Linked DNA regions of Homo sapiens: region 2 is linked to region 1. A link is an interaction called in ENCODE POLR2A ChIA-PET data of the cell type or tissue named here. Cell type or tissue: CD4-positive, alpha-beta T cell. All regions are shown on one strand. Each heading gives the region's core, and the rest is flanking DNA. Links, peaks and the distances in the headings are about the cores only.

The links. ChIA-PET counts read pairs that join two places held together with the same protein. Peaks named below come from ENCODE experiments on the same cell type or tissue, not always from the same donor. Only the 100,000 strongest peaks of a DNase experiment are listed, where the experiment ranks them.
Region 2: POLR2A ChIA-PET joins it to region 1 with 5 read pairs; 2 of 35 experiments call an interaction of 5 or more read pairs at or near these places.

The regions. Positions count from the first base shown.
Region 1 is chr4:45,806-61,963 of GRCh38, reverse strand. ZNF595 (zinc finger protein 595) reads right to left here and starts at 8,643. Exons shown (of 4, transcript NM_182524.4): 1 at 8,473-8,643; 2 at 2,408-2,534; 3 at 1,811-1,906. The coding sequence starts at 8,475. It also overlaps the pseudogene LOC105374377. RefSeq lists enhancers at 6,900-7,840, 7,841-8,782. In CD4-positive, alpha-beta T cell, for the core only: no CTCF peak of the experiment used is centred there; no DNase peak of the experiment used is centred there; H3K4me3 peaks cover 226 bases.
Region 2 is chr4:136,766-149,533 of GRCh38, reverse strand. All of the region lies in intron 3 of ZNF718 (zinc finger protein 718), which reads right to left. Among named protein-coding and RNA genes, the nearest start is that of ZNF718, 19 kb to the right of the region's middle. In CD4-positive, alpha-beta T cell, for the core only: no CTCF peak of the experiment used is centred there; no DNase peak of the experiment used is centred there.

The DNA of each region.
Region 1 (16,158 bases), core at 4,139-12,138:
TTTTGTTTCAAAATGTATATGCATATCAAATCATTACATTGTACAAATTAAATATAGTTATATAATTTTATCAGAAAAATCCGTATCACACAAACACAGATGTATGTTAAGTCCTCATTTAATGTTCAAAATAGATTCTTGAAAACTGCATCTTTAAATGAAACAATGTTGTTACATGCCATTCAAACATAACTTGTTTTTATTTATTAAACTCTGGTAAAATTAGTTTTCTTAAACAATATGTTGCTTTACTTACAGTTTCCAAGAACCTATCAATGATGTTAAGCGAGAATTTCCTATACACATATATGACTCATATAGGTATGTGTATGTGTGTGTGACACACAGTTCTACATATAGATGGATTATAGCTCAATGACAGAATCCCAGGAGGCTTCCTACTAAATAAGACAAAATTATAAGATAATAGTTTATCAAGAAATAAGGTAACAATTGAGAGCTTAATATACACTTAGGAATGTTCTAAGCCGGTTAATGACATAGTGCATTTAAGAAATCTAGAAGGCGGGCCAGGCACGGTGGCTCAGGCCTGTAATTCTAGCACTTTGGAAGGCAGAGGTGGGCGGATCACTTGAGGTCAGGAGTTCAAAACCTGCCTGGCCGACATGGTGAAACCCCGTGGCGGGCACCTGTAATCCCAGCTACTCAGGAGGCTGAGGCAGAAGAACCATTTGAACCCGGGAGGTGGAGGCTGCAGGGCAGCAGAGGTTGCAGTGAGCCGAGGTCACGCCACTGCACTCCAGCCTTGGTGACAGAGCAAGACTCCGTCTCAAAAAAAAAAAAAAGAAAAAAAGAAAGAAATCTAGAAGGTGAGTAGATACTTTAAACCAGTGGTATCCAATCCTTTGAGTGTGAGGACGTTTTTGCTTATCTGTGGTGATGGGTATCAAAAAAATTATTCACAAACCTATTTCTTGTTTCTTAGCTCATCGGCTATCATTACTGTTTGTGTATTTTATAATTTTAAGTGTGTCCCAAGACAAATCTTCTTCCAATGTGGCCCAGGGAAGCCAAGAGTTTGAAAACCTGTGCTGTAAACTATATTGTAATTTGAAAATTTGAATATATATAGAGTTCAAATTACAAATTTCAGTTTATACAAAATAACATTTTGAAGTAAAATAACATATTTTTTCATATTTGGAAAAACGCTTATTGTTCTGATAAAATTGCTGAGTAAGAGTTTTTGTAGAATTACATTTGCAACCTCTACAGGATTAAAAATCACTAAGCAGGGTGATGCACACCAGCATGGCACATGTATACGTATGTCACTAACCTGCACATTGTGCACATGTACCCTAAAACTTAAAGTATAATTAAAAAAAAAAATCACTAAGCAGAAAAGATGCAACATCTGTCCTCGGTGTTCCTAAGATTTCTAAACCAAATCCCATTATGTCCACTACTCACCTTACGTATTTTAGGCATGATGCGAAAATAATATTTGAAAAAATACTTTAACATAGAGGTCCTCAATAATACAAATACTCCTATGTCTCTAAAAGCAATGGAACAGCAGTCAGATTATGCAGCCCATTATAAGCGATAAAGTGGACATTGGCTCTCCTTGTAAACTTGGAGATCACTGAAGAAAAAAAGGAAATTCTTAGAAGATTTAAGAGCATGGGACAGAAGATGACCCTATTTGTGAATAAGAGAAAAAATGCAGCCTTTTCGGAAATTATTTTTATTGGCGCAGTTTCCCAGACTACATTTGAAGGCCTGGCTTCCTTCCTGACCTCTGGCCTCCTAGCCTGTGTCCTCTCCTTCATTCAGTCTCACCTACCTGGGGGTTTGGCTGCTGTCTCATGTATCTTCAAATTGCAGGGCTCTTTTATTTGCTCCAGACAGGTGACCAGGTCTGGGTTAGAGATCACAAAACCTGTTTTATTAAAAAAAAATTAACATGACTATTGCTGGGGATACTCCAATGACCAATCTATTACTATGCTAAGTAGAATAAAGAAATTATGGAAGACTCCAGAAAATTAATCCAAAAATTGTTTCCTGACAGAATCTTTAGAATACTGAAATATTTTAAATCTGTGGGTTCTAAGTTCCACTACCCAGTACTACTGAATCAAAAATAAGTGGTGCAAATTAGATTTTAGATGTGGAAAACAATATTTTACATCACTGAATTTCTAGAATTACTACTATCCTAGAGTGAAGGACACAAATTAGCTCAAGAAAAGAGATGGTTTATGCAATGATGAAACATCCTAAAGATTTTCTTTTTACACCAGCAAATCCCAATTTTTTTCTTGTAGAAAGGCACTGAAATTAATTAATGCAAAGCAGAAGCACCCAAGAGACATTCTGCAAAGAAAGAAAATGAAACTCTGAGGAAGTATTAGGAATTATGTATTGAAGTTATCCTCACCCAGGGAGACCAGGTTCCTGTAGTTCTCCAACATCACATCTCTATACAAATTCTGCTGGGCAGGGTCCAGACATTTCCACTCTTCAGGGGAGAATTCTATGGCCACATCCCTGAATGTTACGAGTTCCTGAAAACACATATTTATCATGTGACAGAGTTCTTAATTTGACTATAAGTGAAATCAGAGAACTAGTTGTGACTTATGGGGCTGACTGGAATTATCTGATAAAATAACTTTTAACACAGTAATGTTATCTAAAGTATTGTATAATTCTGAAGAAAAAGGAGGGCATGCCAGCAATTTTTGTTGCTGCAATGGAAATATGGGCTACACTGATCTGTCCCTACCAAAACCAAGCAAAGCAGGTCCTGTGACCTCCTTGAACAAAGGGTGAACTCACGTCTCATTAAAGTAACTGGAAGCCCTCATGCTTGACCCTGGCCTCACTGTAATGTCACACAAGAAACTTAACAGGATCTGTGGGGAGGGAACAGGTGACTGTTTCTCTTCAAACTGCCATGTGATCCTACTGGAAGACTGGGCTGAGAGTCACTTAGCTAAACATTGCCTCTCAAGCTTCAATGTGCACATAAATTTGGTATTCTAGGCCTCACTGTAAGTAACAAAATTCTGCAGGTTTGAAAAGGGTCCATTAATCAGCTTTTTATAGCCAAGTCTCCCATTAATGCTCATGCTCCTCCTAGACCCGTTATAGTACCACTCAGCTAGAGAAAGCAGACACAGCACGCAGAGTCCCTTACCCCAACACCCTTATCACAACACAAATACTTTTCATCCGAAGACAAGACCAGCAATCAACATCCTGAAACGTGGCATTATCTGCAAGCCCTTTAAAGGTTACAGAGGCTGGAGATGGTGGCAATGTCTGAGTAAGTCTGCATTTGAAAAACAGCACATCCACATGCATTAATGCGATATTTGTGGAGCATGTACTATGTGCTCAGGAGTATGTCACAGAGCACTGTGCTGGGAAGCTCACATTATGTGTGTTAATTCTCACAGCATCCTGGGAGGTGGGTACAAAGTGTGTGATACTTCCCAGGATTTAAATGCAGGGCCCAGCATTTCTATTTTTTCTTCTGTTTTCCTATCATTGATTTTTAAAAAATATATAGAATAATAGCTCAATGTAGATAAATGGGAGAGACACAGAAGAAAGTTTTAAGTACAATTCGGGAATTTTTTATTTTTGTGTTTATAGTTACTTTGAGACTTGTGAAAAATCCACTGAAACTGCAAAGATGGAGAACAGGTTGCTGGATGGGATGTCTCTAGAAATACTGGTTTTAATTTTACATAAAATAATTTAAGTACATTAAATTCAAAGTACATTGCCTTTCTCCATTTATCAGCTTTTGTGTTTCAGGAAATTGGGAGCACCAGCTCTGGAGAGGCAGTAGGAATAGCTACTCCAAACTCTGATCTTCTCTAAGCAGTTCTGTGAGGTATTTCAGTGTGGGGTCAGACCTGGACAAGGTTCAGTAGAGGGGGGATCTGGGCAAAGTTGGGACAGAAAATGGGCCCTAGGCTTCTGCTCTCTAGGCCACTAAGTAGTTTCAGTTTTGTCTTTTCTAAGCCTGCCCAAAAGAAATTTGATTCCCAGAGTTTGTGTAATTTTTATCTATTTTGCCACTTCCCCATCTATAACATACAATAACAAGGAATTTAACCAAAACCCTTTTGTTTTTCCAGACCAATTATATTTGAAGTTAAATATTTATTCTTAGCAAGGCAAAAACAATACAAATAATGACTTCTCTTCTGTCCATAAACAGCCATGCAGGTGGTGGTATCAAAACTCACAAAACAATAAAAGGGAAGTAACCCAAACGAAGCTTAAGTCTCCTGTACAGTTTTCATCTTTGTACTGAATACATGACGCTGAATTCCATCATTTATTAATGTGCTCTAGAATGCAAGTTCCTTGATGGTAGGGACCACGACTATTTCATCTCTTTTTCTAATGTCCATATGAAACACTGACCCAGTCTGCACAGGACATCCTCAAATGTCTCAAATACTCACTGATGCTGCTGAGAGTGTCCCCAGTGACCCTGGGCTGATGCCCCCATAGTGATCCAGGCAGGAGACTCAGGCTGACTTTCTGGGGTGCAAACAGAAAATGGAACTGCCCTGATGGAGCTGCAGATCCTGGATCTGGATGTGATATCCCCTGTCCCTGATCAGCTAACTCTGAGGTAGGCGAAGGAAAAAAGTACTCTACTCCAGTAACACAGGGAGGCATAGTTGGCATTATGGCTCTGGATATTTAGTGGCCTTGACTTCCCACTGCTAAGGTGCTTGTTTACACTTACAGATTCTGCCACAGTATTGTGTTCACACCAGAAGCCTCTTACTCAGCTGTAGCAGGTCACTGGACAAGATCTGGAAAACTCAAAGGGCTCCACTCTGAAAGTGGGGCTTATGTCTATGCTGACCTCTCATGATGCAGAAAACACCTTCTGTGACTTTTCTGTATCTCTTCAACCCAAAGTCTGGCCCTGTCTTGTGAATCCTGGGCAGAAGCCAGCTTTTATGTGCAGATTCTAGGTGAGATCAATGTGTGCTGCATTCTTGAGTTACAGGAAACAGAGTAAAATCAGAGGAAAGACCTTCTCATGAAGCCTCCTTCAACATATTCTAAAGAATATTTTGAGCTAAAGGGAAAAAGCTGGGGTAAACATAAGTAGAGAGTTTATTTGAGCCAAAGCTTGAAGACTGCAATCCTGGAGTATAAAGTTGCCCTGAATATACACTCCAATTAGAAGCAGTTACAAGCATATTTTTACAGGCAAAAAGGAAGTCAGAGAGGAGATTGATAGAAAGGTGTCAGAAATTCTTATTGGTTTATAGAAGTAACATTGGTTAGTGATTGGCCATATACATAGTTAAGCTATAGGGTATGGGTCATAGTGTCCAGTGTGGCATTATTAGGTTAATTTACAGCCACTTGTGGCAATAGCAAGCAATTTCAAAAGACAAATAGTTCAAGGAGGAGAACAGTATGTGAGTGTGGTCTCATTTTAACACATCTCTGGGTCTGATAAATCTAAAAACTTGTATTTCTCAAATAAAAGTTCTTTTATCAAATCTCAGGACATAAATTCAGAATTTGGAACTGCACATTTAGGTCTTGGAGGGCTGGTGAGCTATGTTTGTGGGCCACAATGTGGCCCATGCCAAATGTTTGTGGGCATGTGGGCAAGGGGAGGTGGGAGGGAGCAGAATTTCTCAGGTTTAATCGATGCGTATGTGTGAATCTGGTTAGGTTTATGGGCCCCATATCTCTGAAATCAGTGTCAGAACGGAAGATGCCAGGAGCACTGAAGGCGGTGAAATAACTGACTGCTGTCCTGAAAAGTTATTTTTGTAGAAATTTAACTGCTCTAGAAAGGACTGTAGATGCCAAGAGAGAGACCATTCTGTTTGCAGATTTAGGAAATACTTTGCTGCACTTTGCCGCACAATTGCAGGTTGTGACTGGAATCCTGAGAAAGAATGTTTTCTCAAGTGAAGTCTGCTCGACATTTTGTGTATAACATCTGGTAATTCTGGACAGTGTGTGGAAAATATAACTAAAAGCAAAATCATCTGCAATCCTAAAAAAGTCTCCACAGTAACAGAACTGCAAGAAAATGTTTTGTTGTATAATTAAACCAAAATATGATGTGCATCACAAGCAATCTAAGAAAATGCAAACACAGAAAGTCACCATAATTAGTTCTCAAGTAGAAGCCTTGAAAGCACCATTTGTCATACACAATTTATTATAATTTCATCATGTAATTTGAGAGGTCATCTGGGTTTTCTAATTTTTTCTAATCATTAAAGAAAAAATAAACATCCACATCTTCGTGACAGGATGTAGATTTGCAATGTGGAGCTAGGTACCTGCTGAAGGCAGCCTCCTAGTCCCCTACAGAAACTGTGAAATAGGGTGTATATTCTTGCTATTTACATTTCAAAGCAATAGTTCCCAGGTCCCAGATGAAGACAATTTTGAGCCAAAAAAGACAAATGACCTATTTAACTGATAAAAATGATTTACATATATTTCAAAGAAGCAGAGAAAATATTTAAATATAAAAGTTCTCAAACTAAATGCTTTAAGAAAAAGGAGAAGAGCAAAAATTCTTCCCTCGTTCTAAAGAGAAAGCATTAAGCCTCTTCTAATTTGTGTTTGCTCCTACAACAGCCAGGCCAAAAGGCCTGGTTTCGAACTCACTAACGTCTGAATTCTCATAGGCACCTGAGGGATGGACTTGGGCACACCGTGTACACAGAAAAGAGAATTTGTGGGGAAGGAAAAAGCAGAAGAGAAAGGAGCTATCAACAGCCATGGGTGGGAGGCCGGGCGCGGTGGCTCACGCCTGTAATCCCAGCACTTTGGCAGGCCGAGGCGGGAGGGCTCAAGGTCAGGAGATCCAGACCATCCTGGCTAACACGGTGAAACCCCGTCTCTACTAAAAATACAAAAAAAAAAAAATTAGCCAGGCATGGTGGCGGGCGCCTGTAATCCCAGCTACTCGGGAGACTGAGTTAGGAGAATGGCGTGAACCTGGGAGGCGGAGCTTGCAGTAAGCCGAGATCACGCCACTGCACTCCAGCCTGGGCAACAGAGCAAGACGCCATCTCAAAAAAAAAAAGCCATGAGTGGGAGCAGGGCAGGACTGACTAAAGCACTGGTTTGTGCCACAGGTACAGGCCGAGGCAGGGCTACGCTCTGATTCCATGTCTACAAAGACAGAAGGGATTAGGATCAGGTGGTCCGGAAGCCTGGGTGGGTGAAGGAAGCAGGTTCCTGCTGTAGATCCGGTCTGCGGTTGAGATGAGCCAGGAGACTTCTGGGCACTGCGTGTGTTTTTGGCAGAAAACGCTAGGCGCAAAGCTGCCATGGGCACAATTCCTGAGGTGGAATCCTGTACTGGGAAGAGTGGGGCAATGCGAATGCCCGGTGGGCGTGCTCAGGAGTGGACTAGCATTGGGTGGGGGCTGGCAGCAGGGTGCAGGGAAGGGATGTTTCTCAGAACTCCTTTCCTCTTTGTTCTGGGTCCCCTCTCTCCCCGGAAGGAGACCTGGAGGAAAAGGACAGTGCCCAGCGGGACAGCACATATGCAGAACCCGGCCGCGCCTCCCGCAGACACCAGGCATCTTTCTCCAGCCCAGGCTCAGCCATGTCTTTCTTCTGACAGAAAACGTGCGGAGTTTCCTCAACACCAGTCAATGCTCCAACCCCAACGCGGTGTCCAGCAACTCACTAACGACACCACCCAGAGTCAGCGCAGACCCCACAAGCTCAGCGCTCTTCCCACAACTGCTCCCGCTGCAGACGCCAGTCCCTGCCTCTGGACACCCGTCTTCATTTCTGAACGCCTGTCTACAAACCAGGGGCGCCCACACCCTCAAGTTCAGCAATGTGGCAGAACTACTCACAGAACTGAGAAGCGCCGTGCGCACCGACACCAGCGTATTCTAAAAGATGTTACTCAGGAACAGCCACGCGGAGGAGGTGCACAGGGCAAAGGGACTGGTGGAATAGTTGGAGCGGGCGGGTGATTTGCTTCGCTTGCTCACACACCTCACAAAAGCCTTTCCTTCAAGACCCGCTGGCAGTCCCCAAACCAGGAGCCGCGGCCGACGCTGTCCCATTAATGAGACCCCGTTTGCTCACATGAACTTTGTTTCGATGGGGCCTCGATCTCATTCCGAACAGGGTAAAGTAGGGACCGGACCCCCGGACCACAGCTCCTCCCAGGCGGGCACCTCGCACGCGGGCGCCGGCGTCTTCCAGATGAGCTCCTCCTCACCCCGCGGCCCAGGGAAGGTGCGGGGCTGCGGGCGCAGAACTGCACAAGGAGGGCCGCAGGCTGGGCCAGAGCCGCCGTGCGGGGACCGACAGGAGCCCGGTCCGTCACCGGAGGGGACTGAGGGCTGAGAGGCGGCAGCGGGGACTCCGTTCGCAGACTCGGTCCCGCCGCCGCCATTTCCCGCCGGTTCCGATGAGGCCTCCCCAGCCTCCGGACGCCCTGCCCCGCACACTCACCATTTCCCGACTTCAGGGTATCCGGGAGTCTTAGCTACAAATTGTCCAATACCCTCAGGTCACAGAGCAACGGGAGGCAGAGGCTGTGGCTGAATCACCGAGGCCTCCCGGAGCCGAGAACGCAGAGAGCTGAAGCCCTAAACCAAGCCCTCGCAGGAGCCAGAGGAAAACGCCGCGCCAGATCCCGGAAGCCAACCCCTCCTCTCTGGCTGCGGGCCTGATTGGGCAGTTCTCATTCCGACACTCTGATTGGATATTACTCCAATCCCCGCCCTCGGGCCTTGAGTAACAGAATTTGCAACCATACACTCCACTGATGTGGCAAGAGTGACAGGCTGGGGCCTCCAGGCCCTTTCAGGCGGGGCTTTCTCTCCCGGCTTGGCCTGACGCAGCCCAGGGGTGTTTTTTTTAACCTTGTTGTGTGTAAGGTTATGTCCACTTGTAAAATACACTTACACACAGACGTGCACACACGCGCGCACACACACGCGCGCACACACACGCATGCACACATGCATGCACACACACTTTTTCACAAACGGAAGTGATATAATGACAATTATTTTAATATTTTAGATTTCATAACCCTTCTGGCCGCTAGTCTTTTGAGTAGGACACCTGAGATTTTAAGAGGGAAGCAATCCTTTAAAAAATAAAATATTAATTTGTGAATTTTGCGTTTTTATTAGCCACGTCAAAAATAATATTTAAAGAGTGAAGTTGTTTGTAATAATTTTTAACTCATTGTATCAAAATATTGTTTTAATATGTGATTGATATATAATTAGAAATAAAGTATATTTCTGATCTAATTCTTCTAAACTCACTGTGTATTTTATGTATTTCTGATCTAATTCTTCTAAACTCACTGTGTATTTTATGTTTGCAGCACATTTTACTTCAAACCAGTCACATTCCAGGTACCCAGTAGCTACATATGGCAGGTGGCTGCCACATTGAGCGCAGCCATGAGGGCTCTCTTCCCTTAGGGAAGTGAGGGCCTGAACACCTCTTTTCTGCTGGAAGTAAGGGACCAGCCTCTCTACCAACTTTTCTCCTCAGGCTCAAGGGTGGGTGGGACAGTGCCCCTAGAGAGAGCAGGGGCTGCAAGCTGAGAGTATCCACGTGAAGACCACGGTTTCCCAGTTGCTGTTTGGTGGAGGTGTGGTGGTCTCCTCGGTTCAGCCAGGTCGGGACTCTTGTGCCACGACCAAAAAGAATGAAGCACACGGATACCAGAGAGTGAGCAAGGCAGAGTAGGATTTATTAAGCAAAAGGAAAGCTCTCAGAAGCAAGAGGGGACCTGAAAGCAGGTTGCCAGAAATGAGGCTGAGGTCTGGGTCTTTTATGTGGCAAGAACAAGTATGTCTTCTGTGGGTTCTGCCCAAATGGGAGGGGTAAAGTTCCTCACTAAGGGTGTTGCATCTGCGCATGCCTGGGATTGGCCACAGTGACTCCATTTTGGTTATTACCCATGAGTGCCTAAGCGAAACTTACACGAGGAGAGCCAAAACCACAATGCTAATGTCATGTTAATGACCTTATAATGAGCTGGGTCAAGTTAAGGACATTTGGGTTGATTTATTGCGCCTGTGCTAAGTTGGGACAGTCCCTTTGGAGCAACATCCTGGCATAAGAGGAAGTTCTTAACCACATTTCTTCCTGCTAGCTACAGAGGTGGTGCAGGTGCGGTCCCACACGTGTTTTTCCTCTCCCCAGGCCCTCTCTCTATCTGCCTAACCAGCGTCCGACTGCCTCCTCTATCAAAGGTTCCTCTTCCTTTCAAATATCAGACAGCAAACAAAGAATGTTGGGGCCACACAAGCAGAGAACACCATGTCTTCAGATCTCTTCACAGCCTTGTCCTCCAGAGTTTAGAAGTGGAGGGAAAAGATTAAAGGCAATCTTCTTGTTTTGCTATTTGTCCTTGGACCTAATCTGGACCTAATTTGGACACACAGGCTGTAACTATGTGTTTTTCTCCTTTGGTGTGGGGCACTGTGAGTTTAAGCACCAATCACATGCATCCACATCTAACTGCACTTCTGTTCCCAGAACGAAGGCCGTGAGTGTGAGTTGTCCAGGTCCTTGGCAACAAAGAATTGAACAAAATGCACAAAGTAACAAAGGAACAAAACAGAGGGAGGAAGCATCAAAAGCGGAAATTTATTAAGGTAAGAAATAGGGTGGGTATGGGCTTGAGCAAGTGGCTCAAGGACCCAGTTACGAAGTTTTCTGGGTTTTTAGTACTCCTTTTGAGGTCCCTATCAGCTACCACTGATATGGATTAAGGATTTGGTCTGTGGCTAATTAAAGGCTTAGGAGAATTGGCACGCTATGCGGATGAAGGAATGCAGGTGCTTGGCCTGCAGCCACTCCAAGGCACTTTCCCTTTCTACCTGAGAAGTGGTAGAAAGGGGAGGGTTGTAGGGACAGTAGCCTTTGATCCTTTGCTATTCAGGTGTGGGGAGATGGGACTTTTTCTTTTGGTTTAGCTGTTGGAAGTTTGCCTTAATTGGCCTTAGGTTTCCTGCCTCCAGACCTTGGTGTTTTTTCTTTTAGGAAGTCAGCACAAATTGGCCTTAAGTTCTCTGCCTCCATACCCCATTCTCCTGCCTCCCTTCTGTACAAACCATTTGTTATACATAGTTCATCTTAAACTCACCTGGTAATTGGGGAGGCCTTCTGTGTATGCTGGTTGGTTATATGCAAAGAAAAAATAAACTTCCAACATCATGATAGGAGGCAGTTTTGCAACTTAGAGCCAGGTGCCTGTTGCAGGTAAGCCTACCTTACCTTCAGCTGTAAGTGGCTCTAAGTGGCTCTAAGTCACCCTCCATCTCGTACAGAAAGAGTGAGATAGGGTACTATCATCTTGGCTATTTATATTTCTTTTTTTTTCTTTTTTTGAGACAGAGTCTTGCTCTGTCGCCCAGGCTGGAGTGCAGTGGTGCGATCTTGGCTTACTGCAAGCTCTGCCTCCCGGGTTCACGCCATTCTCCTGACTCAGCCTCCCCAGTAGCTGGGACTACAGGTGCCCGCCACCACACCTGGCTAATTTTTTTGTATTTTTAGTAGAGACGGGATTTCACTGTGTTAGCCAGGATGGTCTCGATCTCCTGACCTTGTGATCTGCCCGCCTTGGCCTCCCAAAGTGCTGGGATTACAGGCATGAGCCACCGCGCCCGGCCGGCTATTTATATTTCAAAGCAATGGATCCCTACTCACTAAGCCCTGGGCTGCAGCAATTCTGCTTGCCCTCTCCTGGTGGCCTGTGTCCTCTCCCAAACCCTGCCATCTACCACTGAGGCACAGCCCACAGCTGGCAGCTCACATTTTACATTAGAGAGTGGGGTCCCCACATTTTACATTACAGAGCGGGGTCCCTGAGCTGCAGGAGGAGAGCCTGCAGGGCTCTTGGGTAGAATTGCACTTTTGCAATAAGGGAAACGGGAGCAATGTTTCAGCCTCAGTTTCTATTTATAATACTGACACAAAAAGAATATTGCTGGATACATAGCATGGATCTAGATAGAGCAGCTCCAGGAGTTCTCACGGTGACAGCCCCCCTCACTCACAGACACCATGTGATATTAATAGGGCTTAGACACAAAGCACTGAATTCCCAAAGCATTGAAGAGAAAGACAGCTCTCAGTCTGAGTAAAACCGTATTGAGAGAAGAAAAGAGGTTGAAAGAATCTTAAAGACAAATTCAGATTACATGTAACATTGGTCAAATTGACCAGAAAATATTCTTCCAAAGAAGTTCTTCTCTAAACACCAAAAGTGCACAGCTACTCTCAGCATGAGAAATACAAGTATTATGAGAAAGAGGGCTTATTCTGAGCAGAATTTCCATCTCTGCTGCTCTCCCATCTGCCGGCCGTTGGATTGGGAATCTATACTGGAACACACCTGACAACCTCCACCAGCACTTTTTGATGAAGAATTGGAATTCACTCTATTCACATAGTAGAATTATATCAGAGATTGCAAGATAGCTAACTGAAGAGCTACTATGATTCTTGGGTGGCCACATCACCTGCATTTATTTGTCCGGGAATAGTGGCATTCCTAATTTAGTAAAATAAAAGAATAGACTGTAAAATTATGCTGACCTATAATTATACCTATAGGATCAATTAATAAACATGTCAGGTTAATATCTACTGTAGCAATGTGGTAGTAAATTTTCTTTGGGTATTAAATATAAATGTGTACATATAAATAATTTTGGTATATTAGTCATAATGTATATATTTTAAAAATTATCTGTAAGCTTAATTACAATATTTTATAATACTTTATATTTCAAACAAATTAATGCTTATATTAAAGTTATATAAACTTAATTCAAACAAATTAATACTTATAATAAAGTTATATAAACTTAAAGTTATAATACTTTATATTTCAAACAAATTATACTTATATTAAAGTTATATAAACTTAATTCAAACAAATTAATACTTATAATAAAGTTATATAAACTTAAAGTTATAATACTTTATATTTCAAACAAATTAATAACATTAATATTAAAATTACTATTTAAGAAGTTTATTCAAAATAAATATTGTGGCCTTATATTCACACAATTGTAGAAAATACTGTTTAATTTACATGGATGCATGTTGTCTACTAAAGACTAAACAAAACTATGCTAATTTTTCTGAAGTAATAAGTAGAAACCAAAGCACAGCTAAAAATTCCATTGCTCAGTTTATACACTAACAGTTCTAGCTTTTGCAGTGTTAAATACTTTAGGCTCCAGATATTATCACCTTTGATATAATCGCCTTGGATGATTAGTTTTCTGTTGGAGAAACTTAGTATCTTTTACTCTTCATTACTCTGTATTGCTGAATTGAATCCTATCCTTTGTGCTCAACTTTTGTGTGATCTTAAAGTGAGCTTTATCATTCTAAACAAATCTGTGTCTACTTTAAAAGACTGAAAATGGAAAAAAAAAAACTTTGCCAAATCAAAAGCAAAAACAAAGTGGTGGTTCTCAGGTCCTAGATAAAGAGAATCCTGAGTCAAAAAAAAGAAAAAAAGGTAAGTTTTATTTAGCTGTTAAAATAATTTAAATATATGTGTGTATTTCAAAAAAGCAAACAAAAATGTACGTGTAGGCTAAATGCTTTTTAAAGAAAAGCAACAGCTGGATTAAGGACATGATCTTGAACTTCCAGACATCTGAATTTCAGTACACACTGGATTTAGGTATCTAATGGGTGGTCCTGGACACACTGTGTACACGTAAAAGAGAAACTGTGGGGAAAAATGTAGAAAACAGAAAGGAGCCACCAAAAATCCATGAGTGGAGGACAGTAAAAGGTAGGTGGACAGACTGGTTTGTGTTAAAGATAATGGTCTAGAAGGGGCTATACTCAGAATTATTCCTGTGTCCGTGCAGGCAGTTGAGATTATTAACAGGTGGTGGAGAGAACAGGTTGCTGTTGCAGATTCAGTGTCTGAGGGTAGAATTATACTAGGAGACCTATAGGCACTTGTGTAGGTTTTTGGCAAGAAACTAGAAGAGAAGGCACTGTGATGGGATTCCTAAGGGTGGTACTTACTCCTGGGAGGGGCATGGCCACATTAATACCTCCTAGGAGTATGTTTATAAGTGAGTGAAAAGTATGTGATGGTAGCTGTAGGCTAAGGGGGTCTGTTCTGAAGTTTTTAGTCCCCTCTTACCTGGGGAAAAGAACTGAAATCACAGGAGAATGTGCAGTGTGACAGCCTATATACAGGAGAAGAGAGCCTTTCTTCTCCAGACACCCAGTCTTTCTCTAGCTCAGGCCCCTGTCGTCGTCGTCGTCGTCTTCTTCTTCTTCTTCTTCCTCTTGTTCTTCTTCCTCTTCCTCTTCCTTCTTCTTTCTTCTTCTTCTTTTCTTTCTTCTTCTTCTTCTTGTTCTTGTTCTTCTTGTTCTTGTTCTTCTTGTTCTTGTTCTTCTTCTTCTTCTTCTTCTTCTTTGTTCTTCTCCTTCTTCTTCTTCTTCTTTTTTGAGATGGAGTCTCACTCTGTCACTTAGGCTGGAGTGCAGTGGCACTATCTCAGCTCACTGCAACCTCTGCCTCCTGGGTTCAAGTGATTCTCCTGCCTCAGCCTCCTGAGTAGCTGGGACTACAGGCGCCTGCCAACATGCCCAGCTAATTTTTGTATTTTTAGTAGAGATGGGGTTTCACCGTGTTGGTCAGGCTGGTCTCAAACTCCTGACCTCATGGTCTGCCCACCTCAGCCTCCCAAAGTGTTGGGATTACAGGCATGAGCCACCATGCCTGGCCGATGTCTTTCTTCTAACACTACATCTGTAGAGTTTGAGGAATACAAAGCAATTCTCCAACACCAACTAGTTGTTTAACATTTTAAATCTCACACCACCAAAGTCAGCACAGGCCCTAGAGTCCAGAGCTTAGTCCCACAACACTGCTCTTACTGCAGATGCCAGTCAGAAACCACAGGTACCCATACGTACTTCTGAGCTACTAAGAAGTGAGGACTCCCATAACCCCTTTCTCAAGTTTGAGAATTTGATTAAAATACTCACAGAACTCAGCCAAACACTGTACTTGTGTATAACAGTTTGTTATAAAATATACAACACAGGAACAGTTGGAAATGGAACAGGTGTATAGAAGCTACAGAGCCTGGGCAGGCTGGGGACTTGTAGGCAGATGCAGCTGGGGATAGGATGAAAGGGGATTGGGACAAACTTTCTGAGGATACAATTTTTATTGTCCTGGGGTTGTTTATAGACTTTGTCAAATAAAACAAATTCAGATTTAGGGAAGATTTAGATACACATGTAACCTTAATATTATATACCTATTTTTGTAATACTTTATAGTTTATAATGTGTTTTACTGGCAATCTAAGTTGAAATCTAGTTTACTTTTAGCTACAAATACCCTCCAGGAAGGCAAGTTTTATAACTACATATTTTTGTTAAGTTGTATGTGGTACTATAAGGCACAACATGCCTCTACTTTGAAAAGAATAGCCACCAAGTCCTGAATGGAAATGCAAGAATTGTGAAAGAATTCAGTCACCTAATTTGTTGATTGGAGAGGATTTCTTTTTTTTTTTTTTTTTTTTGAGACAGAGTTTCACTCTTGTTGCCCAGGCCAGAGTGTAATGGCGCAATCTCAGCTCACTGCAACCTCTCCCTCCCAGGTTCAAGTGATTCTCCTGTCTCAGCCTCCTGAGTAGCTGGGATTACAGGTGTCCGCCACTACACCCGGCTAATTTTTGGTATTTTTAGTAGAGAAGGGGTTTCACCATGTTGGCCACACTAGTCTCAAACTCCTGACCTCAGGTGATCCACCTGCCTCGGCCTCCCAAAGTGTTGGGATTACAGGCGTGAGCCACCACTCCCAGCCAAGGATTTCATTTCTGTAGGTACCATCGGCTTTCTCACTTCTCCCTATCTGTTGAACATGTTCCACATTTTTTCCCGCAGCCTTTTCACCAAATCATAACCCAGGAGAATGGTGAAGGCACAGAGAGTGATAAGCTGCTTCATGACAATCTTCATTTCAGAACTAAAAGCAAAAACTGCACTATTTAGGTATCTGTGAGTTGTGAACGTTCTGTCTATGAGTTACAACTGTCTATTTTAACTTAGAAGACTCAATCTTCAAAATTAATAATTACTTTTTAGATGTATACAAAAGTA
Region 2 (12,768 bases), core at 4,366-12,365, 87 kb before region 1:
ATTACCAAATATGAAGATTAGAAGTGAAAAAAATTAAATAATCAAGGAGTATCTACATGAAAAAAGATTGCCCAGTAAAATGGAGTTGAATACAATAAAAATTCTAACCCACAAAATATTAAATATATACAGATGTACCATAAAAACAATCCTTTAAATAACTACAGTTTTTAACTGTGACTATGTTCTTATTGAAGAGCCGGGATTTTGAATCTTTGGCATGAAATGTAAAGCAGTAAAAGAAAATGCATCTCAATAATTAATAAAATGCTCTAATGAAAATGAGCCATGTCAATACATGTACTTATTACACAATGTGTAAACTTGGGCATTTTATTTCAGAAATTTTGAATTTGAAATCAGATAATTTGGCATAGAACATATCAGAAAGTGAAACATACAAGGGGAGTGACATAGCAAGATGGCAGAATAGGAGGTTCTCTACCCACAACTTCTAGTTATGAAAATACAGCAGTTATGCCCTGACAAAAGAACCTTTATGAAAACTTAGAAATCCATGTAAAAGATTGTGAATCCAAGACTGAGGAGGGCTGTATTAAGAGGGCATGCACTTGCTTGAGTGGCATGCTTGCCCATCATAGTCCCAGCTACCGAATGAAATATGAATAATTCTCACTGTAAACATAGCTATAGATCATTTGGTTTTGTTCCTGCCACTATCACCATCTGCCAAGACACTTAGGAGAATTCATAATGTCCTGTGTCTCAGGTGAAAGGCCTTGACATGTTGGTCCTGCCTGTGATCTATAAATTAGCCCAAAACCCACCCCTTTCCCTGATCAGTCATAGTGTGGAAGAAATCCTGCACACACAGAGACCCACAGAAACATCCATCTGTGCCCCTGGATGTAGGCCTGCCAATATTTATTCAATGGTGGATTTTTTTTTTTTTTTTTTTTTTTGAGACAGAGTCTCACTCTGTCACCTTGGCTGCAGAGTGCAATGGCGTGATATTTGCTCACTGCAACCTCCAGCTCCCAGGTTCAAGCAATTCTGCTGCCTCAGTCTCCTGAGTAAGCGGGATTACAGATGCCCGCCACCATGCCCAGCAAATTTTTGTATTTTTAGTAGAGATGGGATTTGGCCAATTTGGCCAGGCTGGTCTCGAACTCCTGACCTCAGGTGGTCCGCCCACCTTGGCCTCCCGAAGTGCAGGGATTACAGATGTGAGTCACTGCACCTGGCCCTGATGGTGGATTTTGATGTGGCACTATAACCTGGCTCCGAGTCCATGCAACCAAAGTCCAGGGGCAGTTTTTCCTAGCCTGAAACCTGCCAAAAAGCACACCTATAGGCATGCTGGCTGACTTTATTCCCACTATGAATCTTGAAGTAGCCCTGTAACCAGCGCCATTCCCTGTCCGCTAGAGTCTGGGAGCAGTCCTGCCCGCCCAGAAATCTGAAGGCATAAATGCCGTGAACCCAGAAACAGAGCTGAAGTCTTAGCTGTGTATCCTGAAGCAGCCCTATGAATCAGTTCCACACCTTTTCAGCTGTGATCAAGGACCAACCCTGCTCTTCCAGGAACCTGTCCAATGACTGGATTAGAGCATTTCCAAAAACCAGCAAAAGCCTCACAGGAGTCACACCAGATAACATTACTGTATCAGCACCCCCAGATATAATTGGAGGGTTTTTTTTCCTGGAGATGGAATCTCGCTCTGTCGCCCAGGCTGGATGGAGTGCAGTGGTGTGATCTCAGCTCCGTGCAACCTCCACCTCCCGGGTTCAAGCAATTCTCCTGCCTCAGCCTCCCAAGTAGCTGGGGCTACAGGCGCACACTGCCACGACTGGCTAATTTTTTGTATTTTAGTAGAGACGGGGTTTCACCATGTTGCCCAGGCTGGTCTCGAACTCCTGAGCTGAGGCAATTCACCTGCCTTGGCCTCCCAAAGTGCTGGGATTTTTTTTTTCTGAGCACTAGTCATATTGATCAACATCTTGAAGAAAGTTTGGTGTTCTCAGAAAACAGACGAAACCACAACTGTCTGATGCCCTGATTACAGGTCTGCCAAGCATGAACTTCATGGCAGGCCCGGTAGTAGTTACATGACCTGGCTCCAATGCACTTAACTGCAATATCAGCAGAAATCGCATCAGTCCAGAGATCCAACAGAAGAAGATATTTACCTCCCCAAACTAGTTTATAGTAACTGAAAGAGGCATTTGCTTCTTCAGACGCAAGGACATCCTTAATGGATCATGAAGGATCAGGCAAATATAACACCACCAAAGGAAACTAAAAATGCTCCAGTAACCACTTACAATAAAACACAGATCTAAAAAATGACTAACAGAGAATTCAAGATAATCTTCAAGCATCTCACCAGTCTGACCAACATGGTGAAAGCCTCTTTCTACTAAAAATACAAGAATTAGCCAGGTGTGGTGGTGCACACCTGTAGTCACAGCTAATTGGGAGGCTGAGGCAAAAGAATCGCTTGAATCTGGAGTGTGAAGGTTGCAGTGAGTCAAGATCACCCCACTGCACTCTAGCCTGAGCAACAGAGTGAGACTCTGTCTCAAGAAAAATAAAAAATAAAAATAAAAACTCAGTAAGATGCAAAAGTACACAGATTACTAAATTTTTTTGCAACAATGCATGAACAAAATCACAATACAGAAAAAGAAACCATTAAAAAAGAACCAAATAGATATGCTGGAGTCAAAGTAAAAATAGTAGAACTGAAAAATTTAAGAGAAAGCTTTAACAGGAGACTCAGCTATATAAAAAAAAAACACCCCAGCAAACGTAAGTCATTTGAAAGTTTCTAATTAGAAATTTTTTAAAAATGAAAGTGTGAATAAAGAATTTGGAACCCATGCTATATGATAAACCATAAAAAGGTACATATTTTAGGAGGTTCAAAAGAGAGAAAACTTTTTTTTATTGTTTAAAGATATAATGTGTTAAAATTTTCCCAATCTTGGAAGAAATACAGACATTCAGTTTTATGAGGCTCAAAATATCAGTAGCAAGAAGAACTTGATAAAAAACTTGCCCAGGACACAATTATAATTAAACTGCCAAAAATTCAAAGACAATGGGAGATTCTTAAAAGAAGCAAGAAAAAGAGATTCTTCTCATATAAGGGAACATCTATAAGGTTATCAGTAAATTGCTCAGCAGAAACCATGCAAGCCACACAGAAGTGAGACCGTATATTTAAAGTGCAAATGAACAGAGAAAAAGAAAAAACGTTGACAAATAAGGAGACTATACCTGACAAAACTGTCCTTTACAAATGAAGTATCAATCAAGATATTCTCAGATTAAAAAATAAGTTGAGGGAATTTATAATCACTAGACCTGTCTTACAAAAAAATGTTAATGAGAATTTTTCAAGTTATAAGGATGGAATCCTAACTTACAGCAAGAAAACATATAAAAGTATAAATCTTACTGGAAAACATATATATATATATATATATATAGAAGGCTATATCACTAATTATGGTGCATAAATCACTTTTAACTCTGATATAAGTTACAAAAAAAGCATTAAAACACATATAGCTTCAGTATATTTGTTAACAGGTACACAATATTAAAAAAAAGTAAAGGGTGACATAAATAGTGTGTTAAAGGAAGTAAAATTGTTTAATTTTTCTATACATAGAAGGTAACTTTTGCTTGAGGCCTGGAGTTCAAAACCAGCCTGGTCAATATAGCGGGACTCTGTCTCTAAAATAAATACATGAATAAAATAAAATAAAGATCTCACAAAGCTGTTTGGTTTTTTTAAAAAAAGAAGCACTGGGTGTGATGTCTCATGCATGTAATCCTAGCACTTGGAGAGGCCAAGGCAGGTGGAGTGCTTGAACCCAGGAGTTCAAGACCAGCCTGAGCAACATGGCAAAACCCTGCCTCTATATAAAGTACAAAAAAAAGTAGACAGACTTGTGCTTGTAGTCCCAGCTACTCAGGAGGGTAAGGTGGGAAGATTGCTTGAGCCTGGGGAGGTCGAGGCTGCACTAAGCTGTGAATGTACTGCACTTCAGCCTGAGTAACAAAGGAAGACCCTATCTGTACAAAAAAAGAAGTTACATTGTTATCTCAAGCTAGACTTTTATAACTATGAGATGTTTTATGTAAGTCTCTTGGAAATTAAAATAAAAATGGCAGTAGATACAAAAGAAAAAGAATCAAAGCATATAAGAAAAACAAAACAAAAATTCAAGAAAACGCAAGGGAAGAAAGCATGAAAGAATTAAAACACAGAAACTACTAACTGGTCAGAAAACAATGAACAAAATGGCAGTAATAAGTTCTCATCAATAATTCCTCTAAATAGAAAAACATTTACTTATCCAGTGAAAACATATTGCTATTGTTTGAGTGTCCCTCCAAAATTTATGTTAATATTTAACTGCCACTGTGAGAAAATGAAGTGAGCCCCTTAAGAAGCTATTAGGTTATGAGAGCTCTACTCTCATGAAAGGGTTAGTATCATTATTCCCACACTGGGAATTAGTGGTTCGAAGATGAAAAAGAATATTCCATGCCAATAACTAAAAAAGTGTACGAGTGGCTATATCAAACAAAAGAGACATATAGAAAAAAAAAATCTGTCACAAAAAAAACTTTGCATATGATGGGGTCTTATATTTGAAAAAACCTACTTCACTAAAACACCATTAGAACTCATACATTTAGTCAAGATACAGGATTAAAAAATTAGTGTTTCTACATGCCAACAGTGAACAATGTGAAAATCAAACCAAGAGAGTAATTCCATTTACGGTAGCCACAAATTAAAATTAAATACCAGGAATGAACTTAACCAAAGAAGTGAAAGATCTCTATGATGAATACTATAAAACATCGATGCAAGAAATTAAACAAGAGAAAAAAAAGGAAAGATATTTTATGTTCATGAATAGGAAGGATCAGTATTATTAAAATTTTCATACTACCCAAAATGATCTACAGATTTAATGCAATTCCTATCAAAGCATCAATGACATTCTTCACAGAAATAGGAAAAACAATCTTATAATGTAGACAGACCCATAAAAGACTCAAAATAGCCAAAGCCATTGTACCAGAAAAGAAACTGGAGGAATCATAGTATTTGAATTTAAATGATACAACAGAGCTACCGTAATTAAAATGGCATAAAACTGATCAGTAAAACAGTAGAGCGAATGCAGAGATAAATCCATATTACAGCAAACTTCTTTTTGACAAAGCTGTCAGGAATATATTGTTACCGCTAGAAAGTATCCGGGTTCTTGGCATCTTGAACAAAGAATTGGACAAAATACACAAAGCAAGGAAGGAATAAAAGGATTTACTAAAAATGAAAGTACACTCCACAGTGCGGGCCCGAGCATAGGGGCTCGAAGGCCCCCTTACAGAATTTTTGGGAGCTTAAATACCACCTAGAGTATTCCATTGGTTACTTTGGGTATGCCCAACGTAAATGGAGAGGGTGAAGTAAATTTAGTTATTAACGGTGGATGCCCTATGGAGAGGATATTTCCTGTTATAGCTGAAGTGTGAATTGGGCTTATGGTCCCTGCCTCCAGACCGTTTTCCTGCCTCATGTCCCCCGAGAGATGTGATCCCCATAAATCCTTATAGGAGACGGGGGGGTCAACGGTCTTTTTCTTTCTGTAACTGCTTTATGCTGGCTTGGGGCATAGTCCCTGTCTATTGGGGATCACAGTACTCTCGCCCTGTTCTGTCTAGTGGAGGCAGGGTAGTTTCTTGATGGCCAGGGGTGTGTTTTCACCTGGAACTGGCTGGAGATTTCACTGCATGATCAGTGAAGCTTGATGGTCTCTAGGCAAGAGCAAACGTGTTTGGTTAAAAGATATAATGGGGGTGGATACCTATGCTGTTAAGAATGTTTGTTACAGAGATTTGCAGGAGAAAAAAAACCTGATTTGTTCTAGAATTTATGTGTTTCCTTAAAGTCTTGGCACAAGCAACTCCATTTTGTTTTGGTCTGTTGGTGCCTAGTGTATGAGCTTAGTCCAAAACAATGGCATCCCAGAATTTTGTTTAAAAACTTCCCCCTTGGCCGTGCACACTGGCTCACGCCTGTAATCCTAGCACTTTGGGAGGCTAAGGCAGGTGGATCACAAGGTCAGGAGTTCAAGATCAGCCTGGACAAAATGGTGAAACCCCGTCTCTACTAAAAATAGAAAAATTAGCCAGGCGTGGTGGTAGGCACTAATCCCAGCTACTTGGGAGGCTGAGGCAAAGAATTGCTTGAACCTGGGAGGCAGAGGTTGCAGTGAGCCAAGATTACACCACTGCACTCCAGTCTGGGTGACAGAGACTCCGTCTCAAACAAAACAAAACGAAATTCCCCCTTTTTGGTTAGGTTCTCACTTAGATTAGTGTGTGTCCAAAATTTAGGGCCTTAGAGCCACTCTCAGTTACCATCATTTTGGATTTCTGGTCTCAGCACATTATTTATAGGTTACGGTGTTCTCATGGTTGCACGTTTCTTTTAGCTTCTGTTATTCTAGTTGAAGAGAGACCATATGACATCCTAGAGATGGCTGCATGCAAGCATTTAAAACCTTTGAGAGAATACAGCACACAAGGGAGACTATTATTATGACTATTGGGAGGAAAATACCAAGAGTTCACAGTATGCTCCTTACTCAAGGTTTCCATAAACCAAACCTCGTAAAATTAAATAGATCAAAGAATGAGCCAGATAAAGAGTTTACTTACTTAACTAAGCAATTTCTTTGTTAATCCCCTACCACTGAATTTCTATAATCTTCATTTGATGTATTTCTCCATAAGCCACAAGTGCCAGCAGCTGCACAGGTACCTCTTTGTTTAGTCAATTCTATTATAACTTTCACAAAAGAATTTAAAGTCTATTGTGTAACTGTAGCCTTTACAGTAGAATTTGCTATAGAGCCTATCATGAGGGATACCTTTTTAAATCATTGCTTCTTTTACTTTAAACCATGGGAAAGGACCTAACAAATGATGCCCCTCTAGAAGAGTGAAGGCCTCCTGGCAATGGTCTCTTTAGCCCACGGTGTGGGTTAACAGGAGTGAACCAATGTTTTGTTTTTGGACTGATTATGAGGCAATGTATGTACCATTAAAGTTTCTTACTTACACTGACTGGGCTTTCATCTTTTATTTATCTAAGTATAAGCTTATCCATATATAAGGCTGGCTGCAAACTCCTTCACAAATAGAAGTATACTCCATAAATGCACTTAACAGATCCCTTTTCTACTTTTAATGTTTGTAGAAGCATAAGAAAAAAAATTCAAAGGTAAGAGTTTTATGATAGAAGTTTTAATTTGTGAACTTGGGAAAAGCTGTTTACATCAAGGATGCCATCTTCTTGGGAGAAATCTCCCTGGTTAGCTTCACCTCAAGGGTTCCAATGGCTGCACAGTTCCAAAAATGTGGAGGGACCCTTATCAAAACCCGTTAACCTAAAGCCCAAAGTCCTGACATTTTGTTGTAGTGTGGGTGGCAAGGACAGTTTTTCTCCTATGTTCTCAGAAGATTTAAACCATAAAAAGCTTTTTTACCTGCTGGAAATATACTGTAGCATAATAATCTCAGCCTCCTTGCATAGTAAAGCTTTTATACAACAGAAAACATGCATTGAAAATAACAACTGAATGAAATCCCTTTATAAAATGTTTAAATGGCCCACCAGGTGACCAAATATACCTGAAGCTTTAATTGTATTGTATTGTTTTGGTATTTAATTTTTGTTTTACTTGTGTTAGTAGGTCAGTAGCTTTATACAAGGAAATTTGATTATTTCTGCAGTTTATAATAACATAATAACCATAATTATAATTGACAGCATATACTATTTTAGAAATCTCATACAGTTTTGGAACATATATTAGTATTATTCACAAAAATATAACCTAAAGCAGATTGAACATCATTTTAGCAATCACATGTACCCAAACATGTCAAATAATCCTGTTTACCTCCTTTCTGAATGTTTTCAGTGGCCCTCTGATCCATCCAAAAAGCCAGGCATTAGGAAACAAGCATGTATGTGAAATTTGGCTTTACATTATATCCAGCTTCATGCTTAACTATATTTAAAAAAATAATTGCCAAACTGCTGATGCATTTTTACAATACTTTTTATTTTACTTTAATCAAAACTAACAGCTTTATGAAAATGTTTAATTAGCCAAACGTCTCCAATTCTTTATCAGGGTTTAAAAAATATTTTATGATTTAAACTTTTCCCACATTTTTTGCCTAATGATTCCTTACTACATTGTTTTATGAATAACCTTTTTAAATCTGTAATTTGAACCAACTTTTAGATAACTATTGAATTAGACAAAACTATTCTCTTTTTTTTTCATGAATAACATAACCCTTTCTGGTACATTTGGTATACAGAATTACATGTTAAATAGAAACCTGAAACTTTAGTGAAACCCTAAAAAACAAAAAATCCTGAACTAATGGATATGGACAATTCCGCAACTTTAGAAGAGACTTCGGATAGAATGGAAGAAGGCAGGCTCACCCTAAGTAGCTCCCAGCTTGAATTAACACTGACATTTAAAAATATTTAGCAAAGACAAACATAAAATTCAGACAAAATGTATGCTGATAATTATGAAGGCATTTATATTTTTATTCCACCAATAATTTTAAAGCTAGCTTGTTTAGTAAAGTTATACTTTAAGTCACATGAACTTGAAAATTGCTTAGACTTACTTATGAGTGCTCTTTTACTTATAAGCCAATTTGGTAGACATAACATATAACAGTAAGTGTACATGCAAATAAAGACATCTAGACATGTATACACACACATAAATGAAGACTCAATAGCTTGGAACCTTAGCCATGAGATAGCAATAGAAACTTACTGGTTTTACTTTGCCCCAGTAGATAATCCAATGAAGGCTGTGAACCAAAATTTTGGGTAAAGCAGTCTCCATGGCAGTTTGATTTTTAAAGGCCAAACCTCCCCAGAATCCAAAGAGCACTGGGGCCAAACCATACCAAAGGAGGGCATCACACATTAACCAGGTCCCCTGCTTGGAACCACAGCACAAAAGCCTGCATAGATACAATGCCATTCCACTTTTCCATTCAACAGTAAACTCCAAATTCCAAACAATGTTGGGGCCAAACAGCATTGCAACTATGAGAGAAAATTCCAAGGAGGGTTTAGTACCAGACCTCAGAACCTCTGCCAAGAACGTCCCCTTTGGGAAGGTTGAGGTCCGCAGGACCCACAGAGTATCCTCCTGTGGATCCGATCTCAGTGTCAGATGTCTCTGACCTTAGGTGGGCACCTCCAGAGCACACTATAAGCTTTATAAAAATAGCCATGAACTGCAATGAGAACTGGATGCCGGGTGGGCCTTTTTGTTCCGTAGCCAGTTGAGTACGGTAAGGGAAGAATTTAGCATAAGAAGGTTTAAGTCCCTTAAAACATGTGCGAGTTTGCTCTGAACTGCGCCACACATAGGGATCGGGGACCACGTGCAGAAAAGATAAAAAAAAAAGTCATTCCCCCTTCTGGGCAGGGCAATTATAAACAGCGACTTAAAGACTGAGAAATAAAGGAAAAAAAAATGAAAAAGACCCAGGTTCCTTAAGCAAACCAGGAGGTGGCAGTCAGCCTTCTCTGCACGGAAACCCATTAGTTTCACAGGCCACAGCCAGAAACCTGCAGTTGCCTCCACGTTTAGGTGCTGCCCACCAAGTGTTCCAAGTTGGAAATGAAAAGAGAAAGCTCTTGTATGGAGCAGAAAGGAAAGAGAGAAAAATGAATCCCAAACTTTGGGCTTACTTCTTCCTCCTGGCTGGCCAAAATATACGTTACCAGTTGTAGGTGTCCAGGTCCTTGACGTCTTTAACAAAGAATTGGACAAAACGCACAAAGCAAGGAAGGCATGAAGTGATTTATTGAAAATGAAAATACACTCCACAGTGTGGGAAAAAGCCCAAGCGTAGGGGCTCAAAGGCCCCATTACAGAATTTTTGGGAGTTTAAATACCCCCTAGTATGCCCTATGTAAATGGAGAGGATGAAATAAAGTTACAAAGTTATTTATGGCCCATGCCCTATGGAAAGGTGAAGTGTGAAGTGGTCTTATGTTTTCTGCCTCCAGACTCTATTTTCCTGCCTCAATATAATGGGGGAGTCTCTTCAACAAATTGTGTTACAAAAACTGAATATCCATATTCAGAGGAATAAAACTAGACCTCTATCTCTTGCCATCTAAAAAAAATTAAATCAAAACGGATTAGAGACAAATCTAAGACATCAAACTATGAAACTACTACAAAAAACATTGGTGAAACTCTCCAGGAAATTAAACTGAACAAAGATGTCTTGAGTAATACCCCACAAGCACAGGCAGCCAACGCAAAAATGAACAAATGGAATCACATCAGTTAACGAGCTTCTAAACAGGAAGTGAAACAATCAACAAAGTGAAGAGACAACACATAAAATGGGAGAAAATATCTGGAAACTGCCTATAAGGAATTAATAACAAGAATACATAAGGCACACAAACAGCTCTATAGGATAAAATCTGATGATAAATAAGCAAAAAATTTGAATAGAAATTTCTCAAAAGAGAGCCTACAAATAACAAAAAGCCATATGACAGGGTGCTCAACATTATTTATCATCAGAGAAATGCAAATCAAAATGACAATGAGATATTATCTCACCCCAGTTACAATGGCTTTTATCCAAAAGTCAGGTGATTAATAAATGCTGGTGAGGATGTGGAGAAAAGTGAAAGTTGAACTCTAGTACTCTCTTGGTGGGAATGTAAATTACTACAATGACCATGGAGACCAGTTTAGAGGTTCCTCAAAAAATGAAAAATAAAGCTACAATATTATCCAGCAATCCCATTGCTAGGTATGTACATAAAAGAAAGGAAATCAGGACATCAGAGAGATATTTGAAGCTCCATTTTCACTGCAGCAGTGTTCACATTAGCCAAAATTTAGAAGCAACCTAAGTGTCCCTTACATGAATGGACAAAGTAAATGTGGTGCACATACATAACAGAGTACTTTTCAATCATAAAAAAGAACAAGATCCCATCATCTTCAACAACATGGATGGAACTAGAGGTCATTATGTTAAGAAAAATAAGCCAAGCACATGAAGGCAAACGTTGCATGTTCTCACACATTTGCTGGAGCTAAAATTAAACTAATTCATAGAGACAGAGAGCAGAAGGATTGTTACCAGAGGCTGGAAAGTGTAGCAGGGGACTGGGGGAAGTGGGGAAGATTAATGGGTAGAAAAATAATTAGAAAGAGTAAGATGTAGCAGTTGCTAGTACACAGAGTGACTATAGTCAAAAGCAATTTAATTGTACATTTTTAAATAACTAAAAGAATGTAGTTAGGTTGTCTGTAAAACAAAGAATAAACACTTGAGGTAATGAATACCCATTTACCCTGATATGATTTTTATGCATTTCATGCCTACATCAAAATATCTCATGTAACCCATAGATACAAAAAGCTACTGTGTACTCATAAAAATTTAAAATCCTGAACCATATACAAAAACTATCTTGAATAAATTAAATATTTAAATGTAAGAAGCATAACTCTACAATTTTTGGAAGAAAATACAGGAAGAAAGATTATGACATTGGTCTTGGCAATGTTTTCTTGCATATAGCATCAACTACATGAGTAACAAATTTAAAAACACAGAAAAATGGACTACATTAAATTTATCTCTGAACATTAAAATAAACATTTAGTCAGTCCCGAGTAAGAAAAAAAAAAGTAAAAAGTATACATTTGACAGAAGTTAACACCCAGAATAAACTCCAAAAAGTCAACAAAGAGTAAGTAATATGATTAACAAATGAACAGGAGGTGAAAATGTTTCTCCAAAGAATAAATACACACAGCAAACAATTATTGAAAAAATTTTTAATCTTTAGAAAAATGTAAAGCAAAACCACAATGAGGTATTATCGTGTATTAATTGGAATGGCCAATATCAAGCAAACAAAAAATAACAAATGTCAACAATGTAGATGAATTGAAACCCTTGTGCACTGCTGGTGGGAAGAAAGTGATGCAGCCCCTAAAAAATGTATAGGGGTTCCTCCAAAAAAAAAATGAAGTTATTCTATGACCCACTAATTCTACTTCTGAGCATCCTATTCAAAATATGCAAAGTATATCTGACAGAAATATTTGCACATCCATGTTTACTGCAGCAATATTCACTGTATTAGTTTATTCTTGCATTGCTATAAATACCTGAGACTAGGTAATTTTTTTTTTTAGAAAAAGGTTTAATTGGCTCGTGGTTCTGCAGGCTGTACAGGAAGCATAGCAGCTTCTGTTTCTAGAGAGGCCTCAAAAAGCTTCCAATTATGGTAGAAAGCAAACAAAGAGTGAGTCACCTCACATAGTGGGAGCAGGAGCAAGAGACAGTGAAAGGAGAGGTGCCACATGCTTTTAAAAAATGAGATCTCAGGAGAACAAACTCACTATGCCAAAGACAGTACCAAAGGGGATGGTGTTAACCATTCATGAGAAGCCAACCCTACCATCCCATCACCTCCCACCAGGCCCACCTCCAACACTAGGGACTGCAACTTGACATGAGATTTGAATGGGGACCCAGATCCAAACTATATCACTTACAAAAGCCAAAAAGTGAAAAAACTCAAACACCCTTCAATAGATGAATGATTTAAAAAGATGTGGCTTATACATACAATGAAATATTCCTTAGCTTCAAATGAAAATATCTTG